Linked DNA regions of Homo sapiens: all the other regions are linked to region 4. Evidence: chromatin contacts called from ENCODE Hi-C or POLR2A ChIA-PET data. All regions are on one chromosome and are shown on one strand. The core of a region is the stretch at or near the end of the contact, and the rest is flanking DNA. Distances in the headings are between cores, read along the strand shown.

Region 1 (3,059 bases), core at 98-2,597, 410 kb after region 4:
AATGAGAGTTAATTCTATTATGGAGATTCAAATTGTATATTCTGGAATAATGATTCTTCTTAAGGCTGGGCACGGTGGCTCACGTTTGTATTCCCAGCACTTTGGGAGGCCGAGGCAGGTGGATCACGAGATCAGGAGTTCAAGACCAGCCTGGCCGAGATGGTCAAAGCCCATCTCTACTAAAAATACAAAAATTAGCCAGGCGTGGTGGCAGGCACCTGTAATCTCAGCTACTTAGGAGGCTGAAGCAGGAGAATCACTTGAACCCGGGAGGTGGAGCTTGCAGTGAGCCGAGGTCCCGCCACTGCACTCCAGCCTGGGCGACAGAGTGAGACTTAGTCTCCAAAAAAAAAAAAAAAAAAAAAAAAAAAATTCTTCTTAAAGCTAAAATATCTGAGAAAATATACTCAGATGGAATTAATGTCAGCTATATAGGACAAGCATCAAAAGTCTCAATTTGTGAAAGAAGGCAGCACTGGATATTTTCAAAGTACATAATACAGCATCAGACTAAAAAGTAAATTTGTTAAAATGACCATACAACGCTTGTTTCTTCAAGAAATAAGTTGTGTGGATAAAACAGGTAAATCTAGATTGTTTTTCCCTGTTAAAAAAAAATGACAATATGGCACATCATTCAATTTAATGATTATCTTTCAAGTTCCTTAAATTTGAGTGTTAACTGAGATTTAATTTATACTACCTAAATTAGTAACCGGTATTGCAGTCAAAACCACTTAAATATGCTCAAATCAATCACAAAAGACTAGTATTGACCACAAACAGGACAAAAGTTAGCTCATCATGGTATGTTCATACAATGTGGCCATTAAAAAAATGAGAAAGCACTTTATATAGAGAGGTAAGAAACAGTTCTCACGCAATTTTAATGAAAAAAGATACATTATAGCATTTATGTAAATAAATAACAAAACTATATTTACATGAGTTTATCTGTAGATGCATAGACTCTGGAAAGATACTTAAGAAAATAGTAATACCAGTTGAGAAGGAAAGCAGGTGAATAAGGGAACAGGAGAAGACAGTGTGGTATGCAGTTTTGTATCTCTTGAATTTGTGATGTATACAAACATTATCTATTCAAAAATCCACTCTGACATAAAAGTCTTCTGAAGAAAAAGAAGTTGTGCTTTTCTGGGGCCATAACACTAGACTACTCTTTGGGTCAAGCTTAGTCAATAAATTCTACTATGCTTTCTTCCTATAGTGGAATTTTGCTATAATTAATTAAATACAGGAGAAAAAAGTCACAGAAAGTGAAAATATAAGCTCTGACTAAACTCCCTTCAGTGGAATAAAAACGAAGTGCCCTAACCACAGGGGGAAATGATGTCATACATAAAGATTAATCTTTCCATACAACCAGATTATTTACTGCATATATTGTTTTTGGTCAAGGGGAAAAAAATAGGTTTTTCTGGTAGGAACAGTCAAGTAGCTAGCAGTATAAAATGATATAATTGTCAAATAGGAATTGCATCACATAAATGGCATAAAAGGCTATCAACCCTCTGGGTTAATGTTGACAGTAAATTTATATTCAGTGAAGTAATAAATACACAACATTTTTCCTATTAGAACAGCACTTTCCCCCATGCTGTTCTTCCCTCCAATCTAAACGCAACCTCCTCTACATGAGTACTAGAGCTCATCTCCCTCTCATTTCCCTAATATCTTACATTATTGATTATTCCTTGGCTCTCGTCCACCTGCCACACCCAACTGGACCATTCATTCATTTTTGAAATCCTCCTTTGACCTATCACCTTCAATCTCACATCTCCCTCTCCAGGTATCATGCTCGTCTTTCACAGTCAATCTTATTGTGAGAGTTGTATAAACTTCTATTTCCTTAACTCTCACACTCCCTTCTGCAACCCAATGCAACCTGACATCTCCTTCTATCAAACCAGTGGAACAAGCCTAGGCAACATGGCAAGACCCCATCTCTACAAAAAATTTAAAATTTAGCTGAGCATGGTGGCACATGCTGTGGTTCCAGCTACTGGGGAGGCTCAGCAAGGAGAATGCCTTGAGCCCAGGGGGTCAGGGCTGTCATGAGCCGTGTTTGCAACAGTACGTTCCAGGCTGCATAACAGAGCAAGACCCTGTCTCAAAAAATAAAAACAAAAGTAAAAAAAACCAGTGGAACATTTATTACCAGGGTCATTAATGACCTCACTATCTCTAAATCCAACATATTTTGGCCCTAATTTTACTTAATATTTAAGCAACATTTTATGCCTGACGACTCTCTCTGCTCTTTAAACCAATTAATGCCTTTCTTTGGCTTCAAGGTTTCTCTATTCTTCTGGTTAGTCCTTCCCAATCTACTTTGTAGGCTTAACTTCCTCTACCAAATCTCAGGATTTAATCCTAGGTCTAGGTCCTTTTCCCATCCACCAACGTGAGTTCTTTTTTTTTTTTTTTTAAGACAGGGTCTCACTCTGTCGCCCAGGCTGGAATGCAGGGGCGCCATCCTGGCTCACTGTAACCTCTGCCTCCTTGGCTCAAGTGATCCTCCCGCCTCAGCCCCCTCAAGTAGCTGAGACTACAGGTGCAAGCCACCATGCCTGGCTAATTTTTGTATTTTTTGTAGAGACGGGGTATCACCATGTTGCCCAGGCTGGTTACACACTCCTGAGTTCAAGTGATCGACCCACCTCGGCCTCCCAAAGTGCTAGGATTACAGGTGTGAGCCACAATACCTGGCCCAAAGTGAGCTCTTCTAAACCCACATTTTCCAATACCATCCCTAGACTAGTAATTTTATTTCTCCAACTCAGATCTCTGAGCTCTATACCAGTCCACCCAAATACCCAGTTGACATCTGTATTTAGATTTTGGAAAGGTACCACAATCACATCATATTCAAATCCAGATCATCTCTGATCTACCCCACTCTGCTCCTTCTCTGGCTTTCTCTAGCTCAGTAAATAGTACTACTATTGCTATTATCTCAGTTGCTCATGTCAAAAGCCTGAGTTATCTTTGACAATGCCTTCTTCTTTACTCACTGCATCCCATCATTCACCATG
Region 2 (3,151 bases), core at 90-2,589, 280 kb after region 4:
CCACCGCACCTGCCCGGGGAAGACCAAGCTGGGGGCTGGCTGCTGCCCCCTCACCCCAGATGACCTCTCTTCCCTCACCCCCTCCTTTAGTTCCTTTCCTCCTGGCAGGAAGAGGGCTGGACTCTTCAGGTTCCAGCGGGCGCAAACTTCCTTCCAGTTGTCCCTTGCTGCCCTATCCCTCTGGTTCCGTGGCAGGTGGCAGCCAGCAGCCCTGCATCGCAGGCACCCCTGCATCCCAGGCACCCCTGCCCCGAAGCAGCCTCAGCATCAGCTTGGCCAGAAGGAGCGAGGCAGGAGCTGCCTCCCAAGCTCAGCTTCCCTCCTGACCCAGCCCTTAGGGAGGGAGACAGGTCTGATGTCCCCCTCCGTCCTGAGGGACATGAGCCCACCAGAGGGGAGGCCTGGGCCACAGCCCACCACCCTGGTGTCCAAGATGAGGAACTCTGGAGAGTGCTGACAGAACCAAGCCAAGGCTCTGGCCCAGCTACCTCCGCTGTCTCTCTCCTCAGCACAGAGGTTGGGGACACACACACCTCTGGGCCATGCGAGGACCAGTTCTTTGGGCCCAAGTCCCCCACTGTCACTCCCTCACCTTCCCAGAATCTGACTTTTCAGGTCTGGTCAGAAGTCCCAAACGTCACAGGCAGAGGGGGCAGGTATGGTCCCTTCCCCTGAGTCCATGCCTGCCCCTCCAGGGAATGAGCCCACTGTGGATGCCGAGGTCCCCTGTGGAGGCCAAGGTCCCCTGGGGAAGGGCCATCCTTCGGCTTAAGGAAGGCCAGTGTCTCCACGCTGGGGGTGGGAGTGGGCACATTCTCCCATTAGCTCGAGGGAATTTGAGGAGTAGAAGCAGGTGTTCTAGGAGGTGGGTGGTCCTCGGGCACAGGCAGCCCGGAGGGGGCCCCTGAGCTTTTGAGGAGGGGGTGGCATGGGGGAGGAAGGCTGGAGCTAAGCAAGCTAGCTGGGGGCGGGGGGAGAAGGGGGAAGACATGGAGAGCGCCTCCACCCCTTCCCTCCCACTCAGCTTCAGAGGGGGCACAGCAGCTGTTCCAACGCTTCCTGCCCTTCCTTGAGACAGGTGTCCACTGAATTCTCACTTCCTCCCAGCCTCAGAGAGCTCCTCCACCCCCTCTCCACCTGCAGGCTGGTGCTGAGTCAGCAGCCGCCGCTTCCTTTCCTAGGTGCAGTGAGGCCAGCACTTAGATCTAAGGGATACAGTGTCGTCAGGGGAGGCCAACGTGGGTGACTGTCCCCCTCCTTCTCTGGCAGGGAGGACTTCCTGGAGGGCTCAGCTGCACACAGCGGCACACCCAGGCATGTTTCAAGGAAAGGACAGCAGGAGGAAGCAGCAGCATCCGGGGGAATGTCCCGCTCAGTGGCCCAACAAGAGCAGCAGCACCAGACTTATGCCAGCCTTGAGCTCGGGGTCAAGGAGCCCTGTGTCTGTGCTTCCAGGTTTAGCCCATGCCCTGGGTGGGCTACTAGCCAGGCAGGGGCAATTACTGCTCCCTTCCCACCTACTGCATGGTATGACCTGGCCAGTGGAAGTTCACGTGCCTACTGAGTCCTAAAGGTCATGTGGCTATCTTCCCAATGAAAAAGCAAAAAGGTGATAGGAATAGAAGCTCTTCTCATCACGAGGAAAGCACAGTGCTTTAGAGCAGGCAGGGGCAATCCAGTCAATTCTCTCCCTTGGCAGATAGGCAGTGAAGTCGCGGAGTACTCAGGCTTGGCCAAGACCTCACACGGGTAGTTACTGGCAGAGAGGCCATGAAGCCAGGACTATTTCCACTGTCCCACATGGCCTGTCTGAGTGCCACCACTATGAAGAATGTCAGTGATGATCTTCACTGTCGCCTTTGGCTGGCTTCTCGACTTGTTTCCTATGCATTACTTCATGTGACGAGTCCAGTAAGGCACAAGCCATAAGATGTGCCCATTTGACTGATGGGAAAACTGAGAATTGATGGAAGGAAACTAACCTGTTCAAGATCACAGTGGAAGTTTGTGGACCAGAATCTAGGTCTCAGAATAGTTTATTCAAGTCATATTCCTTTCCCCAGCCTTCTCTTATCTGCCTCCACTCCACTTATTTGGGCCTCTCGATGGAAGGGGCTGCTGGTGGGCAGAGAGGAGTGAGAGTTGTCACACCTGATCCACTCACTACCTCCTCCCCACATGGCTGGACAGCAGTCCAAGGGAGGTGGGTTAGAGCAGCACCAAGCGGCCTAGAACCTATGGCATTTTGAGTGCATGCGAAGCCAGCAAACTTGGCTGTTGAGCCACTATTCAAGTGGAATATTATGTAGCCATTAAAAGCAGTGCTTGTGAAAACAGCATAGCAGAATGTGAAAATGTCTGTGACATTAATGTAAAATAGGAAATAGAGAATGTAAAAAGTATACATATATTGTGTTTACAGCTCCACTCCCCCCCAAAAAACAACAAATAGATGAACAAAAATATGACTGCATTTCACTCACATGATCACAGAGGGATGGACTCCTATGAGGTTTTTTTTCCTTTGATTTATTTTCTAAACTTTCCAGAATGTGATTCTATCATCTCCATGAAACAACATAGATACAATTTGTTAAGGCTTCAAGAATTTCTAAGAAAAAATGCAAAACGTGCCCTCATCTTGGGGCTCAAGGCCTCAGGAAGGGGACACCTATTATTTCTGTGGAAATCAGGGTACAGACTCCACCTCCCTGGAGTTCCTCCAGCAAGCCAGCCAGGCCTGCTCTGAGACGGCATCTGAGGGTGAAAGGACTCTCCACCCTGGGTTCCAATGCCCTGTTCATTTCCCACTCTGGAGAGTTTCTGGTCCACCATGCACCCTCCCTGTCTCTCAAAGTCCCCTTTTGGGATGTGCAAGGCTCAGGGTTGGGGGTCTAGACCCCCTCGAAGCTTGGCAGGCCATTAGCTGGAAAGATCCTTTTCCACTGTGGACAAAGAGCCTAGCATTCAGAATCGGTCCCACCAGCTATGGCGGGAAAGCAGGTATTCCTTTCTCATTCTTGCCTTGGTCTTGATGAGGCTCCTTGCCGTATGCAGGCCATGGCAGGCAGTGCAGGGGGCCATAGTCGAGTGTCCAATCACCTAGGTTCCCCTTCTGGCTTAGCCATTTACTAGCTAGTCAGGAAGGGTG
Region 3 (3,134 bases), core at 320-2,819, 290 kb before region 4:
CCTGGCCAAAACAATATGTGTGTGTGTTGTGTATATATACACAACACACACACACACACACACACACATATATATATATACACGCACACACATATATATCAAATAAACAATTACACAAATACCTACATAATTACCATGGAGACATCTCAGGAAGAAAAAGTTCAGGGTCCTAGGAGAGGTCATAACAGGGGAATTTGAATTAAAATGTGGGATGTGGGTGAGGGATGGTCTTCCTGAGGAAGTGACACTTAAAGTGAAACCTGAAGGATGAACAGGAGTTAGGAACAAAGAAGAGAGTGGGAAATTATTCTTGGTTCAAGGATCAACATTTAGAAGCCTTAAAACTTGAGGGGAGGCCGGGTGCAGTGGCTCACGCCTGTAATCTCAGTACTTTGGGAGGCCGAGGCGGGCGGATCACCTGAGGTCCGGAGTTGGAGACCAGCCTGACCAACTTGGAGAAACCTCGTTTCTACCAAAAATACAATCGCAGCTACTCGGGAGGCGGAGGTAGGAGAATCGCTTGAACCCGGGAGGCAGACATTGCGGTGAGCCGAGATCGTGCCATTGCACTCCAGCCTGGGCAACAAGAGCAAAACTCCGTCTCAAAAAAACAAAACTTGCGGGGTGCGGGGGCAGGGGAGTGGAAGGAAGACCTGGAAGTGCAGTGCGGATGAAACGAGGGGTAGTGGGAAGAGGCGGTAGGTAGGAGGCTGATTAAACAGGGCCTTAAAAGTTACATTGTTTTAAAGACCTCTCGTGTGTGGGTTCCACCCAATTCTTCAAGGAAATTGAACCCTGGACACCGTCCAGCGATTTTTCTGGCCATCTTGACTCAGCATCTTCCTTCATCCTATATCAGCACATTACGGGGGGGCCATCAAGCTTCCTTCTATCTACTTACTCTGCCTTGGCGTTTGACTCCTTCCTAGCTATCAGATTTCCCCGACTTTTTAGCATGGCCCTTCTGAGCGCTCTTATTTCACTTCTCCCCGCCCCCAACCCCACCGCCTAACTCTCCCAACTCTGCAGTCCGTGACCTTCAGGTGCCCTTCAAGGTCAGAAAAACTCGGCAAGGTTGGTACTTGCAGGACATTAGCAATTCAAAGAGGTGTCACACAACCTCACCATTAGATGGGAACAATAGCTTACCCAACACCCATATTTAGATTATTCCGCCACAACTACTCTGGGGGATGGTTTTATTTGCGGCGGCTTTCTCCGTCCATAGGCACCGCGTGAAGGGCACCGTAAGAATCTTCCCGAATGCTCCTGTCACGCGTCCCGGCCGCCTCTTCTTCCTCCCCGCCACTTCCCGAGGCCAGGCCCGCGGATAACGCCTCAGTTGCGACCCAGCTCTAGGCAGTCCGCAGGGGCCTCCGCCGGGGAGGGAAGGCACGACCTGGGGCCGAGCGGGGCCAAGCCGCGGGGCAGCACGCCGGGGCAGGCGCGGGCGGGCGCTGTCGCCGCGCGGACTGAAGGCGCGGGCGGAAGGCGGTCGCGCGGGTGGGCAGGGGGCACCGCTAGGGGCGGGGCTTCGGCGCGTCGGAGGCGGAGCTCCCGCGCCGTTCACGTGACGGGCCCGGCTGTAGCGGCGGCGGCCGCGGCGTCTTAAGCGGCGCCCAGTGCAGGATGGTGCTGGAGGCGGCGGCGGCCGTGGTGGCGGCAGCGTCGTTGGCGGCAGCGGGAGTGGGTGCGGCGGCAGCGGCGGCGGCGCCCGCGGGTGGTATAAAATGGCGGATTTCGAAGAGTTGAGGGTAAGCGGGAGTGGAGAGCGGAGGCCGCGGGGGAGGGGATGGGAGAGGAGGTGGGGAAACCGCAACGTCGCCGGCCGCCGCCTGCTCGTGCCTCTGGGGCCGGTTGGCGGAGCCCTGAGCCCCGGCCCGCGGACGAACGGGCGCCGAGGGCGCGGGGGAGGGGAGCGGGCCGGCGGAGGGCACGCGGGCGGCGCGGGGGCGGCGGGCCTGGGCCGCGGCGAGCCGGCTCCTGAGTGCTGCCAGTGGTCCGCACACCTGGCGCGGGGGGTCGGGGCGCCCTCCAGGAGGGGCACATGGGGACCCGACATCCCGGTTCGCAGTGAGGGCCGATGTGGGAAGCAACGTTTGATCTTGCACCTTCACCGGGGTGTACGTGTCTGTGGCTATTCACAAGTCTGCATGCTACTCACTTGGTGGAGGACTGTTTTCTGAAAGCTGAAGTTGCGTTTAGGAATCTCTCCTCTTCTTATGGCTGATGCTACCGTTTAGTCAGGTCTGTCACGAGAAAAGGCCCCTTCTCCCACCCTTGCCTCCTAACATCTTCGAGGAACCTAATGTTTGGGGATCCCTGCCTTCAATAATCGGCCTTAAACCTCGATATTTTCTTAGTGTTTTAGTAAGAAATCTGCAAAGTCTATGTTGTGAGGTTTGTGCACCCCTTTTACTCTTGAGGAAAAATATTTTTTTCTTCTCAGTCTTAAAACAAGATCATAACTTTATTGTTGATACCCTTGTATAGCAGAGGTCTGGAATAGGGCTGTGATGGGGGTAGAACAGAAGAGACTTTTTCCCCCCAGACTGATAACCTTTAAAGTCCTAACTAAGTGTGACGAATGAGATGGATTTGTGTGTATCGCTGAATTACTGGCGACATAAATGAGATGTTTACGGACAGAAACCCTGATTTTTTTTTTTTTTAAATGTATCAAGGTAGAGATGAGTGTAAACTTGAAATTACATTTACTGCAACTCGTTTGTGTAACACTTATGATATTAGGATTTCTTTTTCAAATAAGGAAGAGGAATCCGGTAAAAGGTTCAGTTTTGTATATTTATTGTTTTCCGCAAGAGATGGGATGGGGGAAGGATGTTGGCTGGTTACCTGCTTAGTGGACGTGAGCAAAAGAACGTATCCTCTGCTCTAAACGGAGATTGTTGGAGTTTGCACAGTGCCTGCCATATTCCCTCCTGCTGTTTCAAAAATAATTATTAAGTTCCCAGTAAACACATATTAATACATGTTATGCCCCATACTAGTTTATGCAGAGAACCATAAGTGTAGGTAAAGGGTGTTCATACTTGATAAGTTTAAGGGTTTTAGTGGCTCAGAGCCCCAGCTGTAGAGCTTTTAACACCTGTGGAGCTTTTCAAACAACGAAC
Region 4 (3,113 bases), core at 336-2,835:
CCGGGAGCTGTGGAATGGGGCCGTGTGGGTTTGGCAGGTGGGAACTTTTGAGAGAACCTGAGGTTTGAACTAAAGCTGGCAGGGTGGGGGCAATGACAGCCAAGAGAGAACCTTCTTGTTCAGATGCCCTGAGTCCAAATCTAGGCTGCACCCTTTCTAATTGTGTGAACACCATCAAGCTTCTTAAGCTCCTGCTTCCATTGCCTCATTACTAAAAATGGTGACACTAGTAGCCATAGGGTCCATCATTGTGAGGATTAAACGATGTGATAGAAGTGAATGGCCCATTGCAATTTCTCGGAGGATCAGAGGCACTTATGATTTTAATAAGAAGTGTGTCTGCAAGGAGAGCAAGGTGGAGGGTATTCTAGGGAGAAAAGTTCCAGTTCTATTTGTAAGACAGTGAGAGGGAGAAAAGACAGAAGAAGAAAGGGAGAAGGGAGAAAAGAAGGAAGTTACAGGAGGAAAGCAAAGGAAGAAAGCCTGTCATCCATCGTCCCAGTGCCTTGTGTGTGGTCCCAGGAGCAGAGAGCATCTCGCAGAGGCCATGGAAGAGCTGGTACAAAGTGATGATGGGAGGGTGGGTTGGATGTACTGGAGGTGGAAGAGTCTGGAGAATGAGGAAGAGACAGTAGACGAGAGCCTGGCTGAGAGGCAATGGGTGTCCAGGCCTGACGAAGGAAGAGGAAACCTTTTGGGGGTAGCATGGGGGAAAGAACTGGAGTCTACATGACTGGGAGGGAATCCATTGGTCGGTGGCCATGAGCCAGCTTCCGGCACCGGCACATGGCATTGTCCCCCCTGCCCATCCTTGGGTTCTGCGGACCAACCCCTCCCCACATCTGTGTGGGCTTGAGTAGTGAGGGGGCCTTCCCTGGCTGGGAGAGAACATTCCCCCTCATCTCCCACCCCCAGGGCAGCCCCCGCTGAATCTCTCTCCCTTGCCGTTTTCATCTCCTCCTACGCAGCGCCTGTGATATCTCACTTCTAGCGTCTTGGCTCTCAGTGAGCGGAAGTGAGGGGTGTCAGGGTGTGAGCCATTGCAGATTCACTTGCGGGTGGGGTAAAATCAGGCCCAATCATTCTCCTTCCAACCCCCTCCTCACCCTCACCTGCTAAAATAGCTAAAGCCACATTCTATTTAAACAGGATCTGGGGATGGGCGAAAGGCAAGGAAAAGAAACTCCACCAGTTCATTCATGATTCTCTGCTTCCTAAGAAAGCCTGGACCACGTGAGCTTCCCTGAGGTTCAGATCGCACTGGGTCTTGATGAGATGGGGGCTTAGTTACGGGGCATATGCTTGACTTCTGTAGTCGGGAATGTGGCAAGCAGCCTCACCAGCTCCGCTGTGCATGCAGCACCGAATTAGGGGGCCCGGCCCCCTCATGGCTCTGCCTCTCTGCATGGCCTGGGGTGGCTCTCTGGAGATGTGTTCTGTCACTGCTGTGTGCTGACTGTTCCAGACAGAGCGCAGGGGAGGCTGTGGGGGTGGCTGGTGCACCAGGCGCAGGCAGGCAGTTCGGGCCTGCCAGTGTCTGCCTTTTCTGGAAGCCCACACAGGCAGCTTCCGGCCAGCCGGCAAGGGACGGATTTCCTGTTTAGAGGGAGCAGCCTTGTGCCCCTGCCACAGGGCCTGCAGAGGAAAAACAGGGCATGTCAGGGCATGTGCATCCACTGAGCAGGGCAAGGGGGGCACAGACAACCCTCTGTTGTGGCCTTGAGTGGGCACTCTATCTTTAGGCTGCAGCTAAGCCCACCTGCACAGGATCCCAGCTCAATTCTGGTTGGCTTTGAAAGGTACCATGTGTTTAGCTTAATCCCTGGTCTACAACCCTCATTGTATATTCTTCAGATCAATGCTTAAATTAATTTGACCTCCCTGAGCACATGCTGACCTTTAGTGGAAGGAGGTGACTATGTGAAAGGTAGGGTTGCTGGTCTCAGATGTGCAGGTCACACACTGCACAAATGCGACTATGTAAGGAGACACAATTCACATCAGAGAGCTTGTAGATTTGTGTGTTTATTATGACAGTTATCCAACAGATGGCAGTAAAATGTCTTGAGAAAGGGATTCTTTTTGCCTAATTTGCACAAAGGTTCCATATAGGCTAATGGTAGCCCTGCTAAAAGGCCAGAGAGAAATCAACTCTAGGGACAACTGAACAACAGATAATACACTAAATGGGTAAATCACAGGCCAGCTCTAGAGCTGGCTTGGGTGACGATTTCCACAATCCATCGCTAAGCCCTGTTTCTCCCAAGCTTGATCAGGAACAGGGGTGCACTCAGTGCTAGCCTCTCTTCCAACTTGACTTTCACCTGTTTCCATTTCTGCTCCTTACTCTCAATCAGGCTATGAACAAAAAGCTTAAGACTAAGATTGCAGAAGCGGTGCTGCCCTCTGTCCCTGCCTTTAGGAAACCCCAGACCACGCCGCCTCTTCTATCAGTGGACTGCCAGGCTCAGCCCAGCCACATGGCATTGTAGGGGCAGGGAAAGTTGGCCCTGCTCATTCACAATGGGCATAGGACATGCTCTACTGCAACAGAGAAAGGGGACTCCTTCCCCAATCTTCAGAGCCTTGAGATGCTTAGCTAATGGTCCAGATATGCTGCCATTATCCTGCAGCCAGCAGCTGACCACCCTGGTCCAGGCAGCTTTGCTCCCATTCCAGGCCACAGAGAGCAGATCTACCCACCACCCCCTGCCTAGAGACAGGCAGAACAGTGCCTGAGAGTTCAAGACATATCCTAACTCTCACCGGTGGCCCAATCCCAGCCTGTCACCTGTTTTTGTGTGGACCCCGAGCTAAGAATGGTTTCTATGTTTTTTAAACAGTTGAAAAGAATTTTTTTAAAAAGTAATATTTTGGGACACATAAAAATTATATGAAATTCACATGGCAATGTCCATAAATAAAGTCTTACTGTAGCATAGCCACATACCCATTTGTTTATGTAATATTGTCTATTGTTGCTTTCATGCCACAACAGCAGAGCTGAACAGTTGATGTGACAGAGACCAAATGGCCTGCAAATCCTAAAATATTTCCTATCTGGTGCTTTACAGAAAAAGTTTGCCCACCCTGGCATAGGGTCTGGGAGGCCT

What was found. Hi-C counts contacts between places; a loop is a spot of excess contacts on that map. ChIA-PET counts read pairs that join two places held with the same protein, here RNA polymerase II (POLR2A). Pooled maps may share reads with other maps.
Region 1: a pooled map shows a loop between it and region 4 (5-fold over the local background). The contact joins two enhancer-like sites. A Hi-C loop is called at or near these places in 6 of 50 pooled maps. POLR2A ChIA-PET finds 5 or more read pairs at or near these places in 2 of 52 experiments (T-cell and activated T-cell).
Region 2: a loop to region 4 is called in a pooled map, with 2.2 times the contacts of the local background. The contact joins two enhancer-like sites. A Hi-C loop is called at or near these places in 1 of 50 pooled maps. POLR2A ChIA-PET finds 5 or more read pairs at or near these places in 2 of 52 experiments (H1 and WTC11).
Region 3: a loop to region 4 is called in a pooled map, with 4 times the contacts of the local background. The contact joins the promoter of PIAS2 here to the enhancer-like site in region 4. A Hi-C loop is called at or near these places in 5 of 50 pooled maps. POLR2A ChIA-PET finds 5 or more read pairs at or near these places in 3 of 52 experiments (CD4-positive, alpha-beta T cell, activated CD4-positive, alpha-beta memory T cell and activated naive CD4-positive, alpha-beta T cell).

The regions. Positions count from the first base shown.
Region 1 is chr18:46,210,304-46,213,362 of GRCh38, reverse strand. All of the region lies in intron 1 of ARK2N (arkadia (RNF111) N-terminal like PKA signaling regulator 2N), which reads right to left. Among named protein-coding and RNA genes, the nearest start is that of ARK2N, 38 kb to the right of the region's middle. Within about 2 kb of position 1,347, at least 3 of the 41 ENCODE cell types and tissues checked have a DNase peak (open chromatin) inside an H3K27ac peak, as active enhancers do.
Region 2 is chr18:46,342,184-46,345,334 of GRCh38, reverse strand. All of the region lies in intron 1 of ARK2C (arkadia (RNF111) C-terminal like ring finger ubiquitin ligase 2C), which reads right to left. Among named protein-coding and RNA genes, the nearest start is that of ARK2C, 9.7 kb to the right of the region's middle. RefSeq lists an enhancer at 1,249-1,428. Within about 2 kb of position 1,339, at least 7 of the 41 ENCODE cell types and tissues checked have a DNase peak (open chromatin) inside an H3K27ac peak, as active enhancers do.
Region 3 is chr18:46,915,942-46,919,075 of GRCh38, reverse strand. PIAS2 (protein inhibitor of activated STAT 2) reads left to right here and starts at 1,569. Exons shown (of 14, transcript NM_004671.5): 1 at 1,569-1,754. The coding sequence starts at 1,731. KATNAL2 (katanin catalytic subunit A1 like 2) reads right to left here and starts at 1,474. Exons shown (of 18, transcript NM_001387690.1): 1 at 1,150-1,474. RefSeq lists silencers at 1,310-2,049, 2,120-2,199 and an enhancer at 1,420-2,173.
Region 4 is chr18:46,622,132-46,625,244 of GRCh38, reverse strand. All of the region lies in intron 4 of LOXHD1 (lipoxygenase homology PLAT domains 1), which reads left to right. Among named protein-coding and RNA genes, the nearest start is that of LOXHD1, 34 kb to the left of the region's middle. Within about 2 kb of position 1,585, at least 2 of the 41 ENCODE cell types and tissues checked have a DNase peak (open chromatin) inside an H3K27ac peak, as active enhancers do.